Regions from separate parts of the Mus musculus genome. Here regions 1 and 2 are each linked to region 3. Evidence: chromatin contacts called from ENCODE Hi-C or POLR2A ChIA-PET data. All regions are on one chromosome and are shown on one strand. Each heading gives the region's core, a stretch centred on a gene start or an enhancer-like site at or near the end of the contact. The rest is flanking DNA. Distances are from core to core; before and after follow the strand shown.

The links. Hi-C counts contacts between places; a loop is a spot of excess contacts on that map. ChIA-PET counts read pairs that join two places held with the same protein, here RNA polymerase II (POLR2A).
Region 1: a loop to region 3 is called in a map of left cerebral cortex, with 9 times the contacts of the local background. The contact joins the promoter of Ccdc89 here to the promoter of Tmem126b in region 3. A Hi-C loop is called at or near these places in 2 of 37 maps with a recorded cell type or tissue (T-helper 2 cell and left cerebral cortex). POLR2A ChIA-PET finds 5 or more read pairs at or near these places in 2 of 5 experiments (both embryonic stem cell).
Region 2: a map of heart shows a loop between it and region 3 (7-fold over the local background). The contact joins the promoter of Crebzf here to the promoter of Tmem126b in region 3. A Hi-C loop is called at or near these places in 10 of 37 maps with a recorded cell type or tissue (T-helper 2 cell, gastrocnemius, heart and 2 more). POLR2A ChIA-PET finds 5 or more read pairs at or near these places in 3 of 5 experiments (Patski and embryonic stem cell).

What each region holds. Positions count from the first base shown.
Region 1 is chr7:90,424,189-90,428,014 of GRCm38, reverse strand. It overlaps Ccdc89 (coiled-coil domain containing 89), which reads right to left and starts at 1,703. Exons shown (of 1, transcript NM_027298.1): 1 at 1-1,703. The coding sequence starts at 1,431. The coding sequence ends at 319.
Region 2 is chr7:90,440,684-90,444,659 of GRCm38, reverse strand. Crebzf (CREB/ATF bZIP transcription factor) reads right to left here and starts at 1,879. Exons shown (of 1, transcript NM_145151.3): 1 at 1-1,879. The coding sequence starts at 1,645. The coding sequence ends at 569.
Region 3 is chr7:90,474,397-90,477,971 of GRCm38, reverse strand. Tmem126b (transmembrane protein 126B) reads left to right here and starts at 1,977. Exons shown (of 5, transcript NM_026734.2): 1 at 1,977-2,077. The coding sequence starts at 1,997. It also overlaps a transcript of Dlg2 not described here.

The DNA of each region.
Region 1 (3,826 bases), core at 454-2,953, 50 kb after region 3:
CATTAAATCATACATCTTTTCAAGCTATCTATAGGAAGATGTCTGAGGCTGAGAATGAGTGAGTTATGAGGTAGAAGATACGGATAATCTTAAGAAACCTTTGAAGGTACAGCGGGGAACACTGGTTAATCTTAAATGTGTTCTAGTGGGTGTAACTGAAAATTAACATTAACTTTGCAACAGTAACAACAACAACGTCATAGTAAAGTAGTTTTTGTACTTAAAAGTATAGTAAATGAATTATCTTTGCTTTTGCCATAAATCTAAGGCACATGGACTTGAAATATTGACTGGAGACCACAGGAAGCACAATTTCTCTTATGGAAAGAGATGGCGGAGTTTGGCATTAAGCTCTCTCTCTTTGCTTAAGAGATCCAGGCTGTGCTTTTTGAAGGCTTCTGATTGCAGACGCAGCTCATCATAAGCTTTCTGGATCCCATCTACCCTGCGCTGAAGCTCGCGAACTCTCAGGTTGCTATCAACGGCCACTGCCTCTTGCTCAAAGCGTTCCAGCGCATGCTTCTTAGCCATGGCTGCTGTCTCCAACTTCTCCTCAAGCTGGCGGATCTCAGCCTGTTTGTTCTGAAGCACCTTGCCTCTCTCCATGGACAGCTGCAGCAGCTCCTCTTTCTCTCGCAGGACAGTCTGCAGCCTGGCCTGCAGCTCCTGGTTCAGGTTGAGATTAGCCTCTTGCTCCTTTCCCATCTGTTCCGTGGCCTGCTGGTGTTGCTGTTTGATGCTCTGCAGCTGGCTGCGCAGCTCCTCGGTCTCCTTGGCATGGTCACAGGCTTGCTGGTTCTGCAGGCCCAGCAGCTCCTCCTCTCGGGCCTGAGCCTGGCTAGCTTCGTGAGCGCATCTCTGTTTCAAGACCTCCAGTTCCTCCACCAGGGCCTTGTTGAGTGTAGTGAGCTCCAGTACCTTAGCCTCCTGGTCTTTCAGAGCCTGGCTGAAGAGGCTGTTGTTTTCCTGCCTCAGCCTCGCATTCTCCTCTTTCAGCTTGACGTTTTCACTCTTGTGCGCATCCTTGAAGCGAATCATCTGCTCGTGGTTGGATGCCAGGATCATGAAGTGATTCTCCAGCTTTTGGATGTGCTCACTCTGGGCCTTCAACTTCTCCATCTCCTGCAGCCTCTTCTCCTCCAGCTCCGAGTTGAGCAGTTCTAAGATCTGGCAGCGTTCCAGGGCCTCGTCGGATCTGCGTTTCAGGATGCAGATGAGCTGGGATTGCTCTTGGATGCGGGAGCGAAGCATTGCCTTCTCGCCCTTCTCCTCCTCAGACAGTCCCCTAAGGTTGGCCAAAGCTTCTCTCAGACCGTCCATTTCCTTAAACCCCAATTCCTCATCCTGGTTTTGCAGGTTTTCGTTTTGTTTTCCTAAGATCTCGTCGGGGGGTGGGGTATCCATCCTAAGAGTCTTCTCCTCCTGCGGCATAGACGCGCTCTGCGGGAGAACTGACTTCAGTCTTTCCCCCTTCTGATTTCAAAGGGGCGTTGCTATGGACGCTTGGCACTCTCCAGCGGTTGGTTTTTCCAGTAAGGAGTCCTATAATTGGTGGACAGGCCTGCAGAACGCAGTGAGGTAATAGGGGGAGTTCAGGGCCAATCTGGTCAGGCTACGCATGTCGTTTAAACCAATCACAGTTCTTAGTTCACTGCCACTGTCCCGCCTGTGCCGCAAAGACATAAGCCTTCCACAAAGTCAGCTTCCTATTCTCTACAAATCCTGATTTCTCATAAGAGTAAACAAAGTAAGCTTACAGTGACTTACTCTGCTCTTTATTCTGAAAAGAAACTGCTGTCTATAGAAACAATTCGCCATGGGTGCACACAAAGGAGAGTCTGGACCCAAGTCTTAGCTCAGCTGCTATAAATGAAATTTCTTTTGTTTCCCTTAACTCTAACCTTATCTTTGGGAGTGGACACCTTTAGTTAGACACTCAATCCTCCTGTTTATCTATTGGGAAAATAAATGGACAGACAGAAACGCAATGAACAATACAGATGCAATCAAATCAGAAACAAAAACCAAAAACCAAACCAAAACAACAACACACCCCATGATGGTTGATTACACTTGTGCCTTGCACACTGGAAACATGGAGATACAAGTCTGTTTGACAAGACGCCAAGAGTGATAGTCGAGTGTGTATAAAAGTGTCAGATAAGATTGACATATTAATAAAAACCTTAGAAGCATTAATAGAGCACCATGTTGAAAGAGAAATAAATAAATACATTTTAAAAACGAGACAGAAACAGCTGAGCAATGAATCTCAAGAATGATCCAACAAATGCAAGCAAAAATTAGATGGTATTTCATCCACCAAAGTCAGTAAAAATAAATGGATATAATTCTCATTAATTATGATTTCCCTTTAAACATGATAATGCTCAATTAGCTGTTTCTTTTGGATATTTAGATTCCAAGCTTCTTAATTATTATGAGGTAGATGGCAGAAGCTTTGCACAAGGTTCTTCTTCCTCCTCCTCCTCCTCCTCCTCCTCCTCCTCCTCCTCCTCCTCCTCCCCCTCCTCCTCTTCCTCCTCCTTCTTCTTCAGATTATTTCAAACAAACAGCTCCCCACAAGGACAGTTACTGGCTCTCAATACAGTTAAAGCACTTTTAGTTAGCATAGACACTCTTAACTGACTTTCATCCAGAATATAAAGAGCAAATGACCAGAAAATTTGAATGTGTCTCTTCTTGTTTTACATATAGTGAACATTGTATTTGTTGATTACCTTATATGGTTATGTGATATAACAAACTGAAATTATAAAATATATTTTCTAAGAACAGGAAAAACTCTCAAAATATTAACATCAGTTGTTTCTCCGGGTTGGAATAACTGTCTCCCTCCCTCCCTACCTACCTAAGGCCCACACACATAACAGATATTCAGAGATCTTTATTGAATAGTTTTTCCACATTTAAAAATGTATTTTGTTAAGTACAAATTAACTTCTGTAACATCAAAATCGATAGATTTTTTTTCTAAATTAAAGCAAAGAACTTCAAAAGATTTATTGAGGGTGCAGGAGGAGGAATACTAACACATAGGATGTTTGAAAAAGTTTGAGTAAACCTATTTTATAATCTTTTAAAATATAAATATTAGAATACACACACACACACACACACACACACACACAAACACACATATATATTTCTCCCTAGAAGCCATAGATCATGAAACAAAGAGCTAAGCATCAGGAACAAGACATTTGCCTTAAAGCTATTGATCAAAAAATCCAGAGACTCCTAAAACGACCCAGGCTATCTTCATTCTTCTTAGTTGCCCACCAAGACTTGATAAGACCCTGTTATTGGAGATACCACATGCTTTTGTCACAGAATATGGAAAATGAAACTGATCTTATTGGCTAGCTTTCATAGTGCTGGAAGGTGCTCTGTAGGCTTGCTGGGGGGAAAGACATCAACATTCTCACCCAGCTGTGAACCCTGCATACTATAATAAGGACCAGCTCAGCCAGATGTGCTCCTCAGTGCAAAGATGAAATGAATGCTATTCCATTTAAGGCCTGTTCCTCAAGGTGGAAGTCAACTGGGACAAGAACCCATGGCATGGTAGGTTAGAGGCCTAAGGAAAGGATTTACTACTATTGTGTTGTTAAGTGGACATAGATACAACATCCTTCTAAACATTTATCTTCCTACCTATTGATTAGTGCAGCTCTCAACCATCTTGCAGCAGATATGAAGAATACAGGACTAGAACACTCAGCTCTAAAGGCAGCACCTGCATTACCAGTCCCCAGTCTCCCCTAGAGCTCACGGGTCATCACAGAAGAGGGGGTGAAAGATA
Region 2 (3,976 bases), core at 630-3,129, 33 kb after region 3:
CCATGTCCACACTGGGGACAGAAGAGCTAGGTACACGCAACTCTGAACAAGGGGACACATTTAACAGCTATTTCAACCAGAAGCAACTTAAGTACATTAATGACCAGCACAAGTCTGTTTCCAGGGTGGACAAGGCCCAAATTAAGATTCCCCTCCCACCACCTTTCAAAAAGAAAAACAAACAGAAAAAGATATCACACACACACACACATTGAGATGTCTGCCCATTAAAGTAGCCTAAGCAGCCGAGCATGAGCGTTACGGGAAGAGATGGATCCTTACCAGGTTGTGAGGCGGGAACGACTGCTCTGTAACCCCTACAACGGAGCCTGGCAGGAAGGAAATCACCTAAAAAAGAAACTGTCAGAGAGATTTAATAGTCACAGGTTATCATTAGGAGTTGGTTACAGTGTCACATTCATGCTTTTAGCTAAACACTTAAAAGATTTAATATTACTTTTTTTTCCGCCTCTGAAATGCGTCCGGTGACGATGTCCCACTAAGGTGTTTGACATGGTGTAAGGGAGGAGAAAGGGGTAAACGCGGATAAAGAGCAGATTACTTGACCCTACATTTTAAGAGACGACGACGCCTTCCGAGCGCACGCCGAGCAGAACTCCACCGACACCTTATCCTTGTCCACATGGAGACACACTCCTCCCGCCGCGTCGTCCTCTTCCCGCGGCTCCGGCGGCTGCTTCCCCACCGGCAGGGCGTAGTCGTGGTCGCCGGCGGGCGAGTCTCTGAAGAGGGAGGTGGTCAGCCGCAGTCCCACGCCGCTCAGTCGGCTCAGCAGGCGAGCTAGTCCGGTCTCGTTGGCCAGGACGGCCCGTAGGTAGCGACTCTCCTCCTGCAGTGCTTGCACGCGCTTGCCCAGCTCCCGATTCTCGGCCCGCAGCTCCTGGTTCTCGGCTGCCAGTCCCCGGACCCGACTCTCCAGCCCCATCACGTACTCCTTCTTCTTGAGCCGATTAAGACGGGCAGCGGCCGCCGCCGCCTTCCGGGGACTCTTGGTCGCCGCCTGGTTGCCGTCGTTGGCGCCACCGCCTCCTGCTCCCGGGGACTTTCTCCGCCTCTTCTCCCCGCCGCCGCGGTCACCGCCGCTGCTGCAGCCTCCGATGCCGTTCAACAGCCTCTGCAGCAAGTCGGAGAAGCGCTGCATCTCGGCGGCCGCGGTGTCGTCGTCGTCGTCCCCCCTCAACAGGCCGCCGCTCTCCGAGCCTCCGCCGGACGAGGACAGGGGCCCGGGCGAGCTGAGCCCGGGCTCCAGGTGCCAGTCCGGTTGCCGAGGGTCCAGCAGATCGGCCAGCTCCAGCCCGGAGAGAAAGTCCATGTCCTCCGGCTCTTCCTTGGGGACCATGGCGATCGCGTCCTCCTCCTCCTCCTCCATCTTCAGGGGCGAGGGCGCGGGCGCGCGCACGGCCACGCTGCCGCGGCTCCCGCTCCGGGCCTCCGGCTCGCCCCCGTCCCCGTCCCCGTGAGGTTGCTCGCGGTCAGGCGATCCGGGCCTCGGGGTCTCCGCCCCCGCGGCTGCCCCGCTCGGCTCCCGGGGCGGCGCGCGCGTGGCGGGCGGCTCCCGGCTGTCGCGGCGGCTCGGGAAGTCGCGGCCCGAGGCTGCCAGCAGCTTGGTCAGGCTGTGCCTCATGGGGCTGAGCGGCGGGCCCGGGTAGGCCGCAGCCACTCCGACCCCGGGCCCCCAGCGCGCAGAGCCACGGCGCCGGGCCGACCGCAGGCGCGGGGCAAGGTCCGAGTGGCCTCCGGCGGCCGCCCAACCCCCCGCACGAGGCGGGGGGAAGGCAGTGGAAGCGCGAAGCGGCGAGGCCCGGGGGAGGACTCGGCCGCGCCACCCAGACAGCGGCCTGGCCGGAAGTTACTCTCTGCCCACCCCGCCCACAAAAACGCGCTTCGCTCCAGCCAGAGTATCGCGAGATTCCGAGTGCTTTCGAGGTGCAGTAACTTCGGCTTTGCGGTGATGTCATAGGAGCAGCAGGCAAAACACAATAAAACCTAGTTTCCACCCCCCCCCCACTCATCGGTACTACCCGGTACCACTCTCCTCGATCCAATATGACATCTAGACATATTTGACGTAGCTATATTAAAAAAAAACTGTTTTTGTGAACGCTTTTATTTTTGCTGTTTCTCTCTAAACTGCAAGCAAAAAACAGCACGCATAAGGAAATAGTCCCCGTTAAAACAAAAGACTTTAAATCAGAAGTGTTACCAAATTCTGGGGAACGCAGTCACGTACTGACACTAACTCCCCAGGCGACATTCAGAGGTCCTTAGTCTCAGAAAATGATCTTTCATAATACTATTACTGCTATTATTGTCATTATTACATCATTTTTATTTATCATTTGTTTTTGCAATAAGGGTCACTTGCAGAATTAGCTCCTTTGCCAAGAGTGGGTGGTTGGTTTGTTTACTGGTCTCTTGTTTTGCTGTTTGTTTTCTGCTTTTTTTTTCTTTTGTCAAGTCATGGTAGTTACTTAGGCTTTTTCCGTTTTTAAAATACCAGCTTTTTGAAAAGACCAAGTCTTGAACAAAACACTTCACTTTTTATTCAATGAGTTCATGCACATAGCACTGATGTAACGAATTCTTTTAAGCCTCACTACACATTGGGCCAATAGTGCGGGGGGGGGGGGGGGGGGGGGGGGGGGGGGGGGGGGGGGGGGGGGCTTCTGCAACCACCAGGACAAACAAAGTAATGTAATTCAGTTTAACACACTGAGTAGCCAGTGTTGATTCAAACTTCAAGAGTATGATCCCAGAGTTCTTAATTTTAGGCATTTTTTTTAAATCATTTTATTTTATTTTATTTTTTTAGATTTATTTATTATTTATTATATGTAAGTACACTGTAGCTGTCCTCAGACACTCCAGAAGAGGGAGTCAGATCTCATTACGGATGGTTGTGAGCCACCATGTGGTTGCTGGGATTTGAACTCCTGACCTTCGGAAGAGCAGTTGGGTGCTCTTACCCACTGAGCCATCTCACCAGCCCAATTTTAGGCATTTTTAAGCAAAGCACAGTTTGGTGGAAGAGTTTCCTGCTGATAATCGAGAGTATGCAGCAATATGACCTGACCACCATGAAACTCTGTGTAAAAGTATGCATGACATCTTCCATAAAGACAAATGTCTTAATTAGGGTTTCCATTGCTGTGAAGGGACAGCATGACCAAGGCAACTCTTGTTTTGTTTTGTTTTGTTTTGTTTTGTTTTGTTTTGTTTTGTTTTGTTTTTCAAGACAAGGTTTCTCTGTATAGCCCTGGCTGTCCTGAAACTCACTTTGTAGACCAGGCTGGCCTGTCTCTGCCTCCTGAGTGCTGGGATTAAAGGCATGCACCACCACCGCCCAGCTCCAAGGCAACTCTTATAAGGACAACATTTAACTGGGGCTGGCTTACACTTTCAGAGGTTCAGTCCATTATCATCACAGAAGCAGAGCAGAATCCAGGCAGGGTCCATTTCCTCTATGGAAGGAACTCCGAGTTCCCCAGGCAGGCTGGAGTGTCTCAAAGCCCACTCTGACACTGACAGTGTTAGACCTAGTGGGGAAACCCCCACCCAATTCCCGATTCGGTGTGCACCCAAAAAATCACGAAGGACCATCATCTTGATGTAAATACATGAGGACGTTTAATTACGGAGCTCTGGACCGACATGTATCTCACACAGGAGATAACAGATGTCGGCCACGAGGCTTGAAAGCTAGGGGTTTTTATGGGGTAAGGGGCTTAGGGGTGTGGAATTCAGCATAGTGACACACTATTGGCTTATTCAAACATTAACAGAAAGATTACATGTCAGCAAAAGGGCATCAGGACCTTGTTCCTGTGGGCTGGGGGCTTATCTTTGTTCACATAGCAGTCAGTTGATGTATGACTTTACCAGGCATCAAGGGGCAGTAGACAGAGGGGAGGTTCCGGCCAGGTGGTGTTGGCCCAGACAAGATAGCCCTGCTTGT
Region 3 (3,575 bases), core at 728-3,227:
CAAAATTTTGCCCTGCAATAGAATACAATTTAAATTACAAAAACCACAGCCAAGAAAAAGGAAAATCATATGTTATGTATGAACCTCATAGCCCACCTTTCTTCTTGACTGGCATTCTTGGGTCTCTCCACTGACTCTGGACTCAAGATCTCTGAGTTTCAGTCTCTGCTTGATCCAGCTGAATGGAGATGGAACCAGGTTAACTGTTGCAAATCTCTTCACCGTTCAGCCTTGATATCCAGGCTGAGTCTTCTATTTCAAATAAAGAAAAAAATGATGCCTTTCTCCACAACCAAACATTACACTGCCCAAGGTCTTCAAAGAAAAAAATAGCAAGTTTTTCAATTTTTGTAAAATATATATTCTTGTTTTAAAAGCTGAGAAAGTTATCTTATGCATAGAAAATGTTACTAAAACTCCTCTTCAGGCAGCAACACTTTTAGATGTTCAATAACTAACTCAATTAAGGCACAAACCAATTTTAGGACGGTTGACTTATTAATTTATACATGTTCGACATGGTTCGTAATAAAGAGCATCAATTTTTAGGAAAAAGTTTAAACTTCCCCTTCAAAAACACTTTTAAAAACGTCTTACTCTAGTCTTTTCAGGGGTGTGTGAGTTTGGACAGTTTTCTGGGGGCAAAAGAGAGATTCAAAGGCCCCCTTCTATTTACTGGTTCTGTTTCTCGCCCCTCAGTAAAACACTATCCAGCTTGTCACTTTCCTATTTTTCTTCTGTGGTCTCCAAGCCCCCAAGGCTTGATCCTTAATGCCCCTCAGATCCTGATCCTCCTGTGTATTAACTGAGAGGATTGAAAAGAAGGAAGGCAATCCCTTGGCATGGAGACATTAAAGTGACAGTGCTATTCAATGGGCACTTGATGCAGGATGATTTGGCGAAGCAGACTTCTTCACACTGGAGTCATTCACATCATGCCATCTCTTCGCAAACAAGCAGCTTCCTATCCGGCGAAGAAAAACACTGAGGCTGCTGGAAAGGAGAAACCAAACCTTCCCCAAAAGGTGTTTTCAGAGACGCTGTAGTAGTATTAGGCATGCAATCACACACTATGCAAATAGTCCGCGATTTCCTAAATGAGAGTGCAGCTGTTTGGCTTCCACATCCACCCTTTCTCAGTCTCTCTCCAATCTACCCACCTTCCTTTTGCAGAAAAGACATTTCTCTGCCACCGCTGGCCACCCCTGCCCACACCCCGATCTTATACAGAAGAGCACCGAAATGTCCTGCACCCTCCAAGCGATGAAGTGTTTCCTCGGGCAAGAGAAACAGCAGCACTAGAAATTATATAACTCTCGAATTTGGCTTGCCTAAGACATGGAGACTGGAGGGTCGGGGGTTGCGGGTCTGGCAGACGCTGCTGGGCATTTCACGTGCACGGAAGCGCGCCTGGCCTCCTCGCAGCACCATCCACCCCTAAAACACTGGCCGACCAGGGCTCTTCGGGGGAGCAGGGAAAAGGGATATTTCTAACTGAACCCTTTCCAAGCGGGGCTTGAGGGTGGACTATGGGGACTGAAGACTGTAGAGAGCAGGCTAGCCCGTGCTGCTGTGGCCGCGCCGGGGAGACGGGCTGGAGGCTCTGAGGAGGAACCTTAGAAACCACAGCCTTAACACACCGACCGGGCCGAAGGAACTACCAGGGCTCGGTTACCCCAGCCGCCCTGAGAAGAAGGCGCGCAGCAACAGGCCTGCGCCCGAACCGCCCCTGGTTCCCTTCAGGTTGGCCAGGCTGACAATTTGGCAGAGGACAAGGCAAGGCTGGCTAGGGGCGGGCCCCTGACCCTGAGCCTTCCTCGGAGCCAATGAGAGATCGCACTTCTGCGACGCCACGCCCAACCTCCGCCCGGCTGGAGGGCGCGGCTTTTGACTGGGTGGGGGAGTACCGGACTAAAGGTACGAGCTGTCAGACAGCTGCAAGTCCCGCCCCAGGCGCTCCGGCCACGCCCTCCTGTCAGTCACGTGAGGCGCTAAGATGGCGGCGTCCCAGCGACCAAGTTGGTCCGAGTCGAAGGTTGCTGGTGTTGTGCAGGAGGGAAATAGGGAAGCACCCCAGGTAGGCGGAAATCTAGGGTGGTGTGGGTCGCCTCCTCGGAGATGATGCACGTGAAGGATTTGAGCAAATAGAACCGAACCCGACTTTATGTAGAGTGTAATCAAATCTCTAGTTCCGAACAGCGTAGACCTGAAGTCTACGCCGATTAAATGCAGCTTGTTTCTCTTTCTCGAGGACCTTTCTTCAATTACAAATACTTTATCGCCTTACCCCACCCGGCCCGACCTCCAGTTCTCTCATTCTGTTTAAGTCTCCTGCATTTTATTGATTTGATGTGTTCTGACTTAACGCAAGGTTATGATGGCTTCTTGAATGCATTCACTTTTTTGATTACCCGAGAACCTAATATCCACCACGGCTGGACAAATCATGTTGAATAAAATTCTGAAGGTCAAATAATACACTTAAAGATACAACACACACACACTTTGCAGGCCATACGCCCACACAAATGCACTTAACGTGTATAAGGATGGTGATCTAATCAGTTGAGTGACTTTGAACTTCCTTAACTCTCAGATTAAACGTTGGTTGTGGCAAAAATCTTCATTTTCAGTTCTTGCTGAAAGACTTCCTTGGAATCTGATGATGGAGCACTTGTCAGGCCTGAAGCCCAGGCGTCTATACCAACAGCACAAAAATAAGTTAAAACAAAACAAAACAAAAAACTCTGGGCAAGTTAATAATCTATATCTCCTTAATTAAGGAGAGTGTAGTGAAACCCTTGCAAATGCCAGATGCCAAAAATATTTGCTGTTGCTTTTGATTATTTCAATATTGACTGTCCTGCAGCCATAATTGTGGGTACCCTTTTCCCCAAAGCTGTCTTAAAGGCCTGGAAATTTTCTGTGGGTGGTGAAGAGGGCTGTTCAGGGAATTGGATGAGAACAGAACAAAAATTTCTCTACGTTTTTTTGATTAGCCATGATGCTATTAATATCTGCCTTCATCGTACACTAGATGGATTGGTTAGAGAATCCTCCTTAGAAAATACTATTTCTTCTTCCATTTTTCCATTTGGATAGCAGAAGGAGGGGGGAGCAAAAGATGTAAGTCTAGTCCCCCCCAAAAAAATATAATTTGTAAAGTATTTTATGCCTGCTCTGCCCACCCCCCTTCTCAGCTATCTTAAAGAACTGACTTAAATGCTGTGTTGTATTAAGGCAGAAATACTGGTCTTTTGATCAATTGTATACCACCTTAAGAAGATCAAGGAACCCATTCTTTGTGTGTGTTGATTTCCTGGAGTCAGGCTCCATTTTTTTTTTCATTAATTTTAGGCTTATTATATGCTCATCACTTATAAATGTTAGCATGTCATCTGTAATGAACCTTTGACTTTATAACTTCTCATGGATTAATCTAGAAAATGTAGAGCAAAAAATAAAAAGCACTGAACTTTGAATCAGTAGACATCTCACTGATGAAATAAGTAAATATTTAAAACCAGAATTTTGGATTTGTAGGAAGTGTCCATATATCTTTGTTTGAATGAAAT